2 separate regions of the Mus musculus genome follow, and region 2 is linked to region 1. Evidence: chromatin loops called from intact Hi-C (ENCODE). Cell type or tissue: gastrocnemius. All regions are shown on one strand. Links, peaks and the distances in the headings refer to the core of each region. The heading gives the core; the rest is flanking DNA. Region 1 holds the start of Phldb1 (pleckstrin homology like domain, family B, member 1). Region 2 has its middle 14 kb from the start of BC049987.

Region 1 (5,375 bases), core at 288-5,287:
TTCTGGACTCACTGGGCTCCAGACACATACAGGATGCACAAACATACATGCAGGCAAAACACCATACAGATAAAATACAAATAAAAATTTTTAAATTCAAGTGTATCTGAAGATCTGGGAAGGACACTAAATCACATTCCATGAGCCACAAAGCAATCTCAAAACAGCAGCTATGATTAGCTGTGGATGGCATTTGGGTCTATGCCTCAGTTTCCCTATCTGCCATACTGTCACTGTCACCTGCGAAGCCCTTACTTATTTACAGAGAATAAATTCAAGTGGAGATAAAGGTTGTAAAGAAATTAGGTTAGCGAGGAAATAAGAGTGACTCAAGGAGAGGCTAGACAGGAATAAGGAGGTGAAATGAGAGGTGGAGATAAGGAGAGAGGTGTAAAGAGAAGATAAGAAACCGCACAGCAATTGGAAGGTACGAGGCTATGGCCTCAGCTCAGAAACCTAACCCACAGCAGAGGAAAAAGACACCAGACCAACCTGACCTGGGCTCAGATGGTGCTTTGATAGAGGGATCTCACCGTGGCCTAGGTGGCCTCTTCTCTGACCCTAATCCCATGTCCCTTGGAGAAGCTGTGCTGTCCCCTGACGCCCTCCACTGGCTGGCTTGCTATGGTCCCATTGAGTGGCTATCTATATCCAGGGCTTTAATTACCCACTCAGCTATGCCCAGTTGCCAAAAAAAAAGCCTTGTGGTGTGGCTTCCACTGCTGAAGAGCAGGCCTAGCCCTCTCTGTAACCCTCTTGCACCCAGATGCAGAAAGCTAAGCACCTCCTAGCCAGCTAGTCAGGTAGCAAGGGCCTGGCTGTGCCTGTATTATCAACATAGGGAAAGATACACTAGAGCATAAGGACTGGGGTCTGACACAGGTAACCCTAGCCCCATCCCCAATGTGCTAACAGCCAACACCACCTGTCTCCGGGTCTTAACACCTGAACAAAGGTGAAGGGAGTTCTGGGAAGAGCCAACCAGCCCTGACACCAGTGAGCACTGAAGAAAGTCCTTGGGATCCCAAGGGGCCCAAGATGAAAGGTCCAAAGCCAGCCTTGGAGCAAAATGCCAGGTCCCCCTCCCTCACCTGGGTCTCACAGGAGTCAAATGGTGGCTCTAGAGGGGCAATGCAGAGCAGTAGGCCAAGGCCTTTCTGGTCACAATGACTTTCTTTCGTCTTCCCTGCTCACATACGCCCTCGAGGAAGGGCCACCGGCAGAGGAAGGAGTCAGGACGGGAAGGAAACTGAGGCCGGGCGGGCAGAATGCCCAGGAGAGGCAGGGGGAGTGTCCAAAGCCAGGCGTGTAGAGAAGAAATTAGAAATAAAAATAGGCAGAGAGAAAGGGGGGTTTGTAGAAAGGACGAGGTGCAGGGATAATAGAGTGTGAAGTCAGGAGAAAATACTGAAAGCTGGTGAGGAGAGCCTGGGTGTGGTGGTACATGCCTGTAAACCTAATTCCCTGTACTCCGGATGTGGCGACAGGATATCAGACACTCAAGGCCAGCCTCGGCCTGAGCTTCATGAGACCTTGTCTCAAAAAATAACAGCAGTTTTGGGGATGAGATAGTGAACTAGGAAAATAGACTGTAGGGAAGGCCAGGGAACCCTAAGAAGCATGAGTGGTGGTGATGGGGAGGGAGGGGGCAGACTTAGCATACATTCCCCAAATAGGAGAGGATAAACCAGGCGCTTCAGAGCACCTTGGAGCGGGGAACGGAACCGGAGGGCAGCTAGGAAAAGAGGAATCCCCAGCAGCGGGAGAACAGAGTCTTGCACAGTCTGGGGACAGAGTAGACAGAGCTGGGAAGAGTAGTTGGGGTGGAGGAGTATTGGGGAGCGACGCTGGAAAGGTGCACTTCTCGGAAACCCGCAGGGTTCGTGGATCTCCCCACAGCAGAGGCTCGGCCCTCCCCAGGCCACCGGGTGGGACAAGGCAGCAGTGTTGGGTCGCCTGCTGCGGCAGCCCCGCCCGTCCGGCCCCGGGGACAAGCGGCCTTTCTTCAGCAGGGCAGAGAGAGAAAAAGTCGCTTGTTTGCACAGCAGGGAAAGGGGGCGGCCTCGCAGCTGCAGGAAGGGGGCTGGCATGTGGAGGGAGGTGCGTGCGTGCGGGGAGGTTGCGTGAGTGGAGCAGTCTTCCCGGGCGACCCTTCCCAGCGCGTGGAGTGCGTGGTGTGAAGCGGACTAAGTGTGTGAAGTCGAGGCCCATGTGAGGATTCACGTGTGCACCCGTGGGGTGACACTGGACTGTCGGTGTGACGTGTCTTGCGGGTGCGCGGAGGTGAGGCGTGGGATGCTGTGCGTGGGAGCTGTGCGGACGCCCGTGTTAGTGGCCAGTTCTGTTTGTGTGACCGCTGTGGAGTGAGCCCGAAGTGCGATGAGTCAGTCTCCGGGAGCCTCCGGGACCGCTGAGCTAACGGGCCCAGAATGCAGCCCCACCCCGGCTCACTGGGTCCCCCGCCGGGCCGCGCAGTCGCGAGCCAAATCCCCGCTGCGCTGGCCTGGGCGGAAGCGTCCGCGGCGCCAGGGCAACCCCGCGCCCCACGACCCCACCCAGCCGCCTACCCTCGCTTCCCCATCCCGGGGGAGTCCGATGACGGCGCTCGACCTCGGCTGGGGAACTCCGCGCTGTTTTTGGATCCAGACCGCGGAGGCGGAGCGGGAGCCAACGGCTCAGTCATCCCAGGTCGCCGGGGACCCTCATAGATAACGGGGGTCCTGGAAAAGTGCCCAGGAGACCCTAGACATGGAAACCCCAGGATCCCTCCCTGACTCCCTCCCACGCCTCAGAGTTGAACTCCACATCTTTTTGAGTCCATCCAGGCAGCTGGAACGAGGACAAGAGCGGAGACGCCTAGGGGATCCCCCTTCCTGTGGTCCTGCTGATGTGGAGAGGAACCATGTGCGATGCTGTAGACAAGGTCCCGCGCGCGTACCCAACCCGAGACTGCAAGTGTGGGATACTGGCCATCGGGGTGCCCACAGGAGGATCTAGATCCCGCAAGACTTGGGGGGGGGGAATTCCTCCACTTAATACCAGGGCCCCCTCTGGCGGTGGCGCTGGCAACGACTCAGGAGGGCAAGAGCAAGCAGTTCGCCGAGGGCGGCCCACAAAGCCCCTTCCGCCAACGCACTCACCTGGCATGGCCCCCTTTTTCCGCACCTTTCTACCCAGTTCGCTGGGCCAGACTGGTCTCGTCTGGTCCCGGGGACTTTCCCTTCTGTAGACTCAGCCAGACGGCGAATGGAACCCCGAGGCATAGTGGGAGGGGCACGCTTACCTTGTGGGGAGTTGGGGGGACACCGGCCCCTTTGCCCAAGTGGGCCGCGGCGGCCTCAGGCTGGCGAAGACTCTGTTGCTTTTCCCCTGGAGCCAGCTGAGTAGGAGGAGAGGGAGACTGTCCCGCCCCGCTTCCCTGAGTCCCCGCCCCCATCCCGTCCTGTCCGCCTGGCCAGCTAGAGAAGACGCCCTTGTGGTGCTGGAGCCCAAGGCCCCCACCCAGCTTTTCCCACAGCAGCACCTCCCCCGCTTGCACAGCGCCCGCTTTGTTCATCTGTACAGCTGGGCTTTCCACCACCACCACCAGGGCCACCACCGTGCAAACTCTCCTCTCACCCTCCCCTTCCGACCCTCCTAGACCACCCTCCACTCTGGGCCTCGAAGCACTTCTTTATTTACCTCCGCCTACCCAAGATGCCTGAATCGTCCCCTGACTCCCCATGAGTCCTAGCGCAGCCCTACCACAGATGCTCAATTTCCTTTCAGAACATCAACTGAGGGCACCCAGGTCAGCCCCTACCCTTTGCTGTTCCAAGCCCCACCATAGAGAGTTGTCGATTTAATAATTGCACACCATGCTTCAGAAATGAACGTGAAGGCAAGGTCCGTTGAAAGTGTGCTGTAAGCCAAATGATGGTGGTCTTTTTCCCAGCACTCGGGAGGCAGAGGCAGGTGGATCTCTGTGAGTTCGAGACCAGACTGGTCTCAGAATGAGTTCAAGGACAGCCAGGGCTACACAAGAGAAACCCTGTCTCAAAAAACAAAAACAAACAAAAAAGTGTGGTGCAAACCACAGGACCCAGGAAAGCTGAATGGAGCCGGCCTTTTTGCCTCTGTCCATTCACCTCCACTAAAGAATTGTTGGGTTGCAGCTGGAGCTGGAGGCAGGGTAGAAAGACACCAGGTTGGCTGAAGAGTGGGAGTTTGAGGAAGAAAAGAGGGAGGGGGGCAGTCTATAAGCCCAGCCTGGCGAAGTCATTCAGCAGTCCAACCCGCACCCCGAAATCCAAGCTGACAGTGTAGCCGCACCTTGCAAAGCCTGCTCTTGCCCCAGGAGACGGCTGGGAGGCCTCATGGGAGCTGAACTCAGACTAGACTGGGCCTCTTTAACCTGCACTAAAGGATTGGCAGAGGCTTTTCCTCAGTGAAGGAACAAGCAGGAAGCCCCCAAGTCTGGCTTAAGGTCCAGATGGGATGGGTTGGAGAAAATTTAAAATGAAAGTCCTCTTTGGAATGGACAAACCCAGTTCTGTTCCAGTGGCTTTTGTTCTGTGTTCTCTCTCTCTCTCTCTCTCTCTCTCTCTCTCTCTCTCTCTCAGGAATGGCAGGAGACTGAACTGCAGGAATTTGGTCACTCATTGACAGAACTAGCATTAGTAGGGGGCATCCACAGCTGGCGATTAAACCTGAGACTGTGGAGCAATGAACAAGAGGGAGGAGGAGAAGGAGTCCTACCTGCCACCTCCTCTAGCTAACAGAGGTGACAAGTGCACTGTGGTCACCAGAAAGTCCCAAGATATAAGCAGCTTCTTTTTACCTCTCTTCGTATCATTTGAGGCTCAAGGAACAATTTCAGCTCTGGCCAACCTTCCTGAGGCATATGTCAATCACAACAGTATTTTTCATGCTGCTCTAGTGTGTTGTTGTTGGTGGTGGTTTTTTGGTTTTTTTTTTTTTCTTTTTTCTTCCAGATGTTTCTTTCTAATGAATTGACCATAAGACTTACAATTTCTGCAATGGCCAACAGACCACAGAAAGATATTTCTTTAGGCTCCTGCTTGAAACCAACAGCTTCAGTAAACTGCAGCCTTGATTCAGGGCCATTTTGTTTTTGTTTTTGGTTTTTTGAACAAAAAGAGAAAGCAAAACAAAATCATCTTGTTGCAAATTTAGCATTTGGAGAGGGGTTCTGATTAGGGGGATCTCAAATTCTTCCATCTTTTTCTTAACCTCGGGTGGCTGCTGACTAACTTGGTCAGGCAATCATTAAACCCGCCAGAGGCAGGTGACGACGCTGAGGCAGGGGGCTCTAAAATAGCACCTAATTTTTTCTCAGTGTCTCACTGTCCAGCTGACACTATGATCAAGGCTCT
Region 2 (5,375 bases), core at 110-5,109, 76 kb before region 1:
CTAGCATGGTGGCACAAGGCTGGCCTAAACTCACAGATCTGCCTGCCTCTCCCTCCAGAGTGCTGGGATCCAGCACACCGGCTACGTGAAGTGTTTATAAGAACAGCTAGGAGCTGGTTTGCAGACCTGCCCGAGTCTTCCGCTCCAACTTCGTTGGTCCTTCCGTTCAGTTTTCTTCTTCTTCTACGAAGCCAAGGCCTACTGTAGCCTTTAACAAGCATGTGTGGGTTTAGAGAAGGAGAGAGCCACGCTCCAGGCCCAAAGCCAGCTTTAATTTTAAATAAGTTTCACTGAATTGGGACCACGTAAAGACCATTTGTCACTTATGTCTGTAGGGGGCAGCAGAGACAAGCTGGACGTGGGTGATTCCATTCAGCCAATTTACTCTTTTTTTTCCTTAGGACGTTTTCTTTTCCTCCGATGTTACACTTGTCCAGTGGCGTCTAGATTCCTTAGTCGAATGCTTTTATTCTCCTGGAAAGATTAAGAACAAAATCCTGTCCCAAATCTAATTCTGGGGGCTCCTTTTTTAACAAGTTATATCTTTCTAGGACAAAATAGTAGTAATAGTAGGTAGTAGTAGTAGTAGTAGTAGTAGTAGTAGTAGTAGTAGTAGTAGTAGTAGTAGTAGTAGTAGTAGTAGTAGTAGTAGTAGTAGTTGTTGTTGTTGTTGTTGTTGTTGTTGTTGTTGTTGTTGCTGTTGTTTTGGTTTGGGTTTTGGGTTTTGTTGCTATTTGTGTGTCAAGTTGACAAGATGTCAATCGTACTGGCTGGTTTTACCTGTCAACTTGATACAGCTGGAGTTATCACAGAGAAAGGAGCTTCAGTTGGGGAAATGCCTCCATGAGATCCAGCTGTAAAGCATTTTCTCAATTAGTGATCAAGGGTGGGAGGGCCCCTTGTGGGTGGTGCCATTCCTAGGCTGGTTGTCCTGGGTTCTATAAGAAAGCAAACTGAGAAGCCGGGCGTGGTGGCTCACACCTTTAATCCCAGCACTTGAGAGACAGAGGCAGGCGGATTTCTGAGTTCGAGGCCAGCCTGGTCTACAAAGTGAGTTCCAGGATAGCCAGGGCTATACAGAGAAACCCTGTCTCCACCCCCCCCTCCCCCCCCAAAAAAAAAGAAAAAGAAAGAAAGCTGAGTAAGCCAGGGGAAGTAAGCCAGTAAGCAGCACCCCTCCATGGCCTCTGCATCAGCTGCTGCTTCCAAGTTCCTGCCCTGTGTGAGTTCCTGTCCTGACTTCCTTTGGTGATGAACAGCAATGTGGAAATGTAAACTGAAGAAACTCTTTGCTCCCCAACTTGCTTCTTGGTCATGATGTTTTGTGAGGGAACAGAAACCCTGACTAAGACAGGTATAAAATTTAGCATTTGAATACGTAGCAGCTCCAGACCAACCCACAACTGATTATAGGCAACTGAGGAATTTCCTCATTGTGGGAAGGCACAGATCCCTTTGCTACCACATCCTGGCCATGAAGGAATTCAGATAGGCACCAGGCAGCCGTATTACCTTCGCTTCCATGGCTAAGCCTGTGAAGGACTCTACCCTTGAATGGGTCTAATCCATCATTGTAAGGTACATCCTTATGACCATAGTGTTGTTGACAATGACCGAGTATAAGGTTATCTATGCCTTGTAAAATGTCCGGATTTGTTTCTCAGAGAGAGAAAATATTTATTCTCTGTATATGGAAAGCGTTTGCAATAGAAGCCAATAGACAAATATTGGTAGGCTCCTTTTTGTTTTATGAAGAGTCCCCAGTTGCCAATAAATATGACTCCCATAATTAGGCTATCATCTGGTTCAGTATTAGTTAGGGCTGCATGCAGCGATCTGAGCTTATCGGCAGTCACAAAAGCTGCTCTTTGTTCCTGTCCCCATTGGAAATTAGCTGCCTTTTGAGAACCTTGTAGAGAGTGTTTTATAATAATCTGTAATTATGATATGCATTTTTTAGTGTGCAAAACATACCCATTAGGAGCTGTATCTGAGTTTTGTACCTGGGTGGCAGGATCAAAGGCATGGGCCATCACCACTGTGTTCACTGTAACTCTAGAAAACAACTAATTTATAGAGATCTGTCTCTCTCTCTCTCTCTGCTGGGATGAAAGGCATCCGCTACTCAAATATTTTATTTTAGCTCCAAGCCACTCCGACTCTTAGAGATTTAGAAAACAAGTTTGAACTATAGTATTACAGTTTGAATTTACTTAAAGCATTTTAAATCTCTTAATTATGTTTTTAATACCAAACAACCAAAGTATCTTTTTTATTTAAGAACTCAAAAGCTGATGGCCAAGATGGTGTGGGCCATGTGGCAATCTATAGTCTAACATTCTAACATGGAATTAAACACCATGGTTTAAGAAAATCCATCTTTCATTCATTTCATGCCAGTAAGGCAAGTGAGCCTTTGGTAAATTATCATTCAAAAATACTATTAATTTTTTTTATGCCTGATCAAATGAAAGACTTTTGTTAGTCTTTATAATTTAGTTTGGACTGAATGATCAAGCCATATAATGAACTATTACCGATTCAGGAGTTCTCTCCTGTTCGAATCTAATTTTTATCAATTTTGATGATATCCACAGCTTTTCTTCTCCTGTGGAAACAAAGACAAAACCTCTTCCCCAATATACAACATATCCTGGCTTCAATTCTGAGGTTAGCACATCTTTAAAGGAAACTGGCTTATTTACTTTAGTAGTTTTTTTCTGCTATCCAATGTCAGTTGTCAGCTGCTGTCCCTTCTTCATTAGTATTTTAAAAATGTAAAGTTAATATAAAGCCCTGTGTAATGTCTGTCTGGAGGTCTTTATTACGCCCTCTGTTTCAAAGCATGATTAGACCTTCCTATTGTTATAAGCTATAACTATATATTTCTATAAGTGACACCAGCCATTAGGAGAAGCCCAAAAGGTCATGTGTGGACCCCAGACATTGAAACAAGAGGCAGTAACATTGAAGTTGCCTTGGAGACCCCAAGATGTTCGAGATGTCAGAGCCGTGGGTTATCTGCTGTGGAAAGCTGCTAACAGGAAGTGGAATCAGCCCAGGAGAAAGAAGTTTGTTGCAGTCAACAAAGATGAAAAAGGAGTTGGAGATCTGAAGATCGCTTTGACATCAGCCACGGAGATGCAGAGTTTGGAGTTTGCCCAGCTGGTTTCCTGTCTTGCTTTTGGAATTACAGTCAAGTGATTGGATGGATCTCAGAAGACACTTTGAACTTTGGACTTTTAATATTGTCCAGACAGCTATAGACTGTAAGGACTTTGGAAGTTGGACTAAATGTATTTTGCATTATGCTATGTTTAGGTATGGCCCCATAGACTCCTATGTTTGAACAAGCCTGTGGGGACCAGGGAGTGGAATATGATGGTTTGTATATGCTCTGCTGAGGGAATGGCATTATTTGAAGGTATGGCCCTGTTGGAGTAGGTGTGTCACTGTGGTTGTTGGCTATAAGACTCTCATCCTAGCTGCCTGAATGCCAGTATTCTGCTAGCAACCTTCAGATGAAGATGTAGAACTCTCAGCTCCTTCTGCACCATGCCTGCCTGGATGCTGCCATGTTCCCACCTTGATGATAATGTACTGAACCTCTGAACTTGTAAGCTAGCCCCAGTTAAAGGTTGTCCTTGTAAGAGTTGCCTTAGGGGGCTGGAGAGATGGCTCAGAGGTTAAGAGCACTGACTGCTCTTCCAGACGGTCTTGAGTCAACCTCATGGTGGCTCATAACCATCTGTAGTGGGATCTGATGCCCTCTTCTGATGTGTCTGGAAACAGCTACAGCTACAGCTACAGTATACACACACACACACACACACACACACACACATATATTAAGTAAATAAATCTTTAAAAAAAATAAAAAGAGCTGGGCTGTGGTGGCGTACACTTTTAATCCCAGCACTTGGGAGGCAGAGGCAGGCAGATTTCTGAGTTCAAGGTCAGCCTGGTCTACAGAGTGAGTTCTAGGACAGCCAGGGCTACACAGAGAAACCCTGTCTCAAAAAACCAATAAATAACTAACTAACTAAATAAATAAAATTAAAATTAAAAAAAGTTGCCTTGGTCATGGTGTCTCTACCCATAGTAAGCTTGGACCCAAACCAACCACCTAACATCACTTCTTGCACCTGTATATAAGCTTTTATGGTATAAGATGCCCCTGGGATAGACCCCAATGTAAGAGAGACACCTGTACCAATATAAGAAACTATTAGGAGTAAGACTTCTATTGTGTGTAGTGGTCCAGTAAAGTCTAAGTTCCCAAGACCTCCCTAGAAACTGACATCCTACTTGGCAGAAAGAGACATGTATGTGGGTAACTGACATCCTGGTTGGCAAGTTAAGACGTGAATTTTAGACAAGTCCCCTGCCAGAGTGGAAGACCCCAACCAATGGGAGCAGGATAGATCTACAACAAAGACATGCTCCCAAGAAAATCCTCCATCCCTAAATCCTGATTTGTGAAATAACTTGGCACAGCTTGTGAATTTTGGGCTTAAAAACCTTATAGGATCTTAACTTGGGGTCATGGTTCAATTCCTGAATCGGTACCATGGCCCAGAGTGACCAATCCCGGGGCATATGCTCAATAAACTATCCCTGTCAGACTAAGATCAGTGTCCGTGTGGTTTGTGAGACAATTCTTGGACCCCAGAAGTTTCAATATGTAAAACAAGCCTTTCTGCATATTGTCTGTAACTATCCTAAAAGATTCAGGAAAATCTAATAATACCGTAGGAATGACATACAGCCCTGACTTTTTAACTAAACCATAAGGACTCTGAGCCACTTTGCTTATTTTTCCTGACTTGTCATCCGCCTTTCCTGATTTATCTGCATCAGTATAGAATGGACGGGCTCCAGAAATTGGTGTCACTCTTACTATATGAGGGAGAATCCAATTAGTTCTTTTTATAAACTTAAGTCTCTTGCTTTAGGGATATTTGTTGTTAATTTCTCTCCCCAAAAACTTACTGCAAGCTCTTTGCCAGTATTCATTTTCTCTCCATAATTTCAGCATTGGTAAAAAGGTACCACAATCTTAGGTGGACATATTCCAGCTGATTGACAATGTCTCATTTATTTCTTTCACAATCAATTTGCAAGCCCTTTCTATTAAGGTCTTTAATTTTTTTCACCTAAATTCTAATATCCATTCTAAGATATTACCTTCTCTCTGCATAAGAATTCCTGTGGGAGAATGAGTAGAGGGCAGAATAACTAAAATAAATGCCGTCCAACTTTGGATCAATCAGTGCACATAGGTATCCTGTAACCTCTTTTCTACCAGAGCCAATTCTCTCTCAGCTCTCTCAGCTTAAGCTGATAATTTTCTTGGACTATTTAAATCCTTATCA

What was found. Peaks named below come from ENCODE experiments on the same cell type or tissue, not always from the same donor. Only the 100,000 strongest peaks of a DNase experiment are listed, where the experiment ranks them.
Region 2: it touches region 1 in a loop (7-fold over the local background); 16 of 42 quality-filtered maps call a loop at or near these places.

What each region holds. Positions count from the first base shown.
Region 1 is chr9:44,731,842-44,737,216 of GRCm38, forward strand. Phldb1 (pleckstrin homology like domain, family B, member 1) reads right to left here and starts at 3,357. Exons shown (of 22, transcript NM_153537.4): 1 at 3,284-3,357. Gm24166 (a small nucleolar RNA gene) reads right to left here and starts at 5,106; the gene lies at 4,972-5,106. In gastrocnemius, for the core only: a CTCF peak has its summit at 3,070; DNase peaks (open chromatin) are centred at 1,180, 2,063, 2,619, 3,041 and 1 more place; H3K4me3 peaks cover 3,781 bases; H3K27ac peaks cover 5,000 bases.
Region 2 is chr9:44,655,561-44,660,935 of GRCm38, forward strand. No RefSeq gene overlaps it. Among named protein-coding and RNA genes, the nearest start is that of BC049987, 14 kb to the right of the region's middle. In gastrocnemius, for the core only: a CTCF peak has its summit at 338 (motif pointing right); a DNase peak (open chromatin) is centred at 326; H3K4me3 peaks cover 345 bases; H3K27ac peaks cover 194 bases.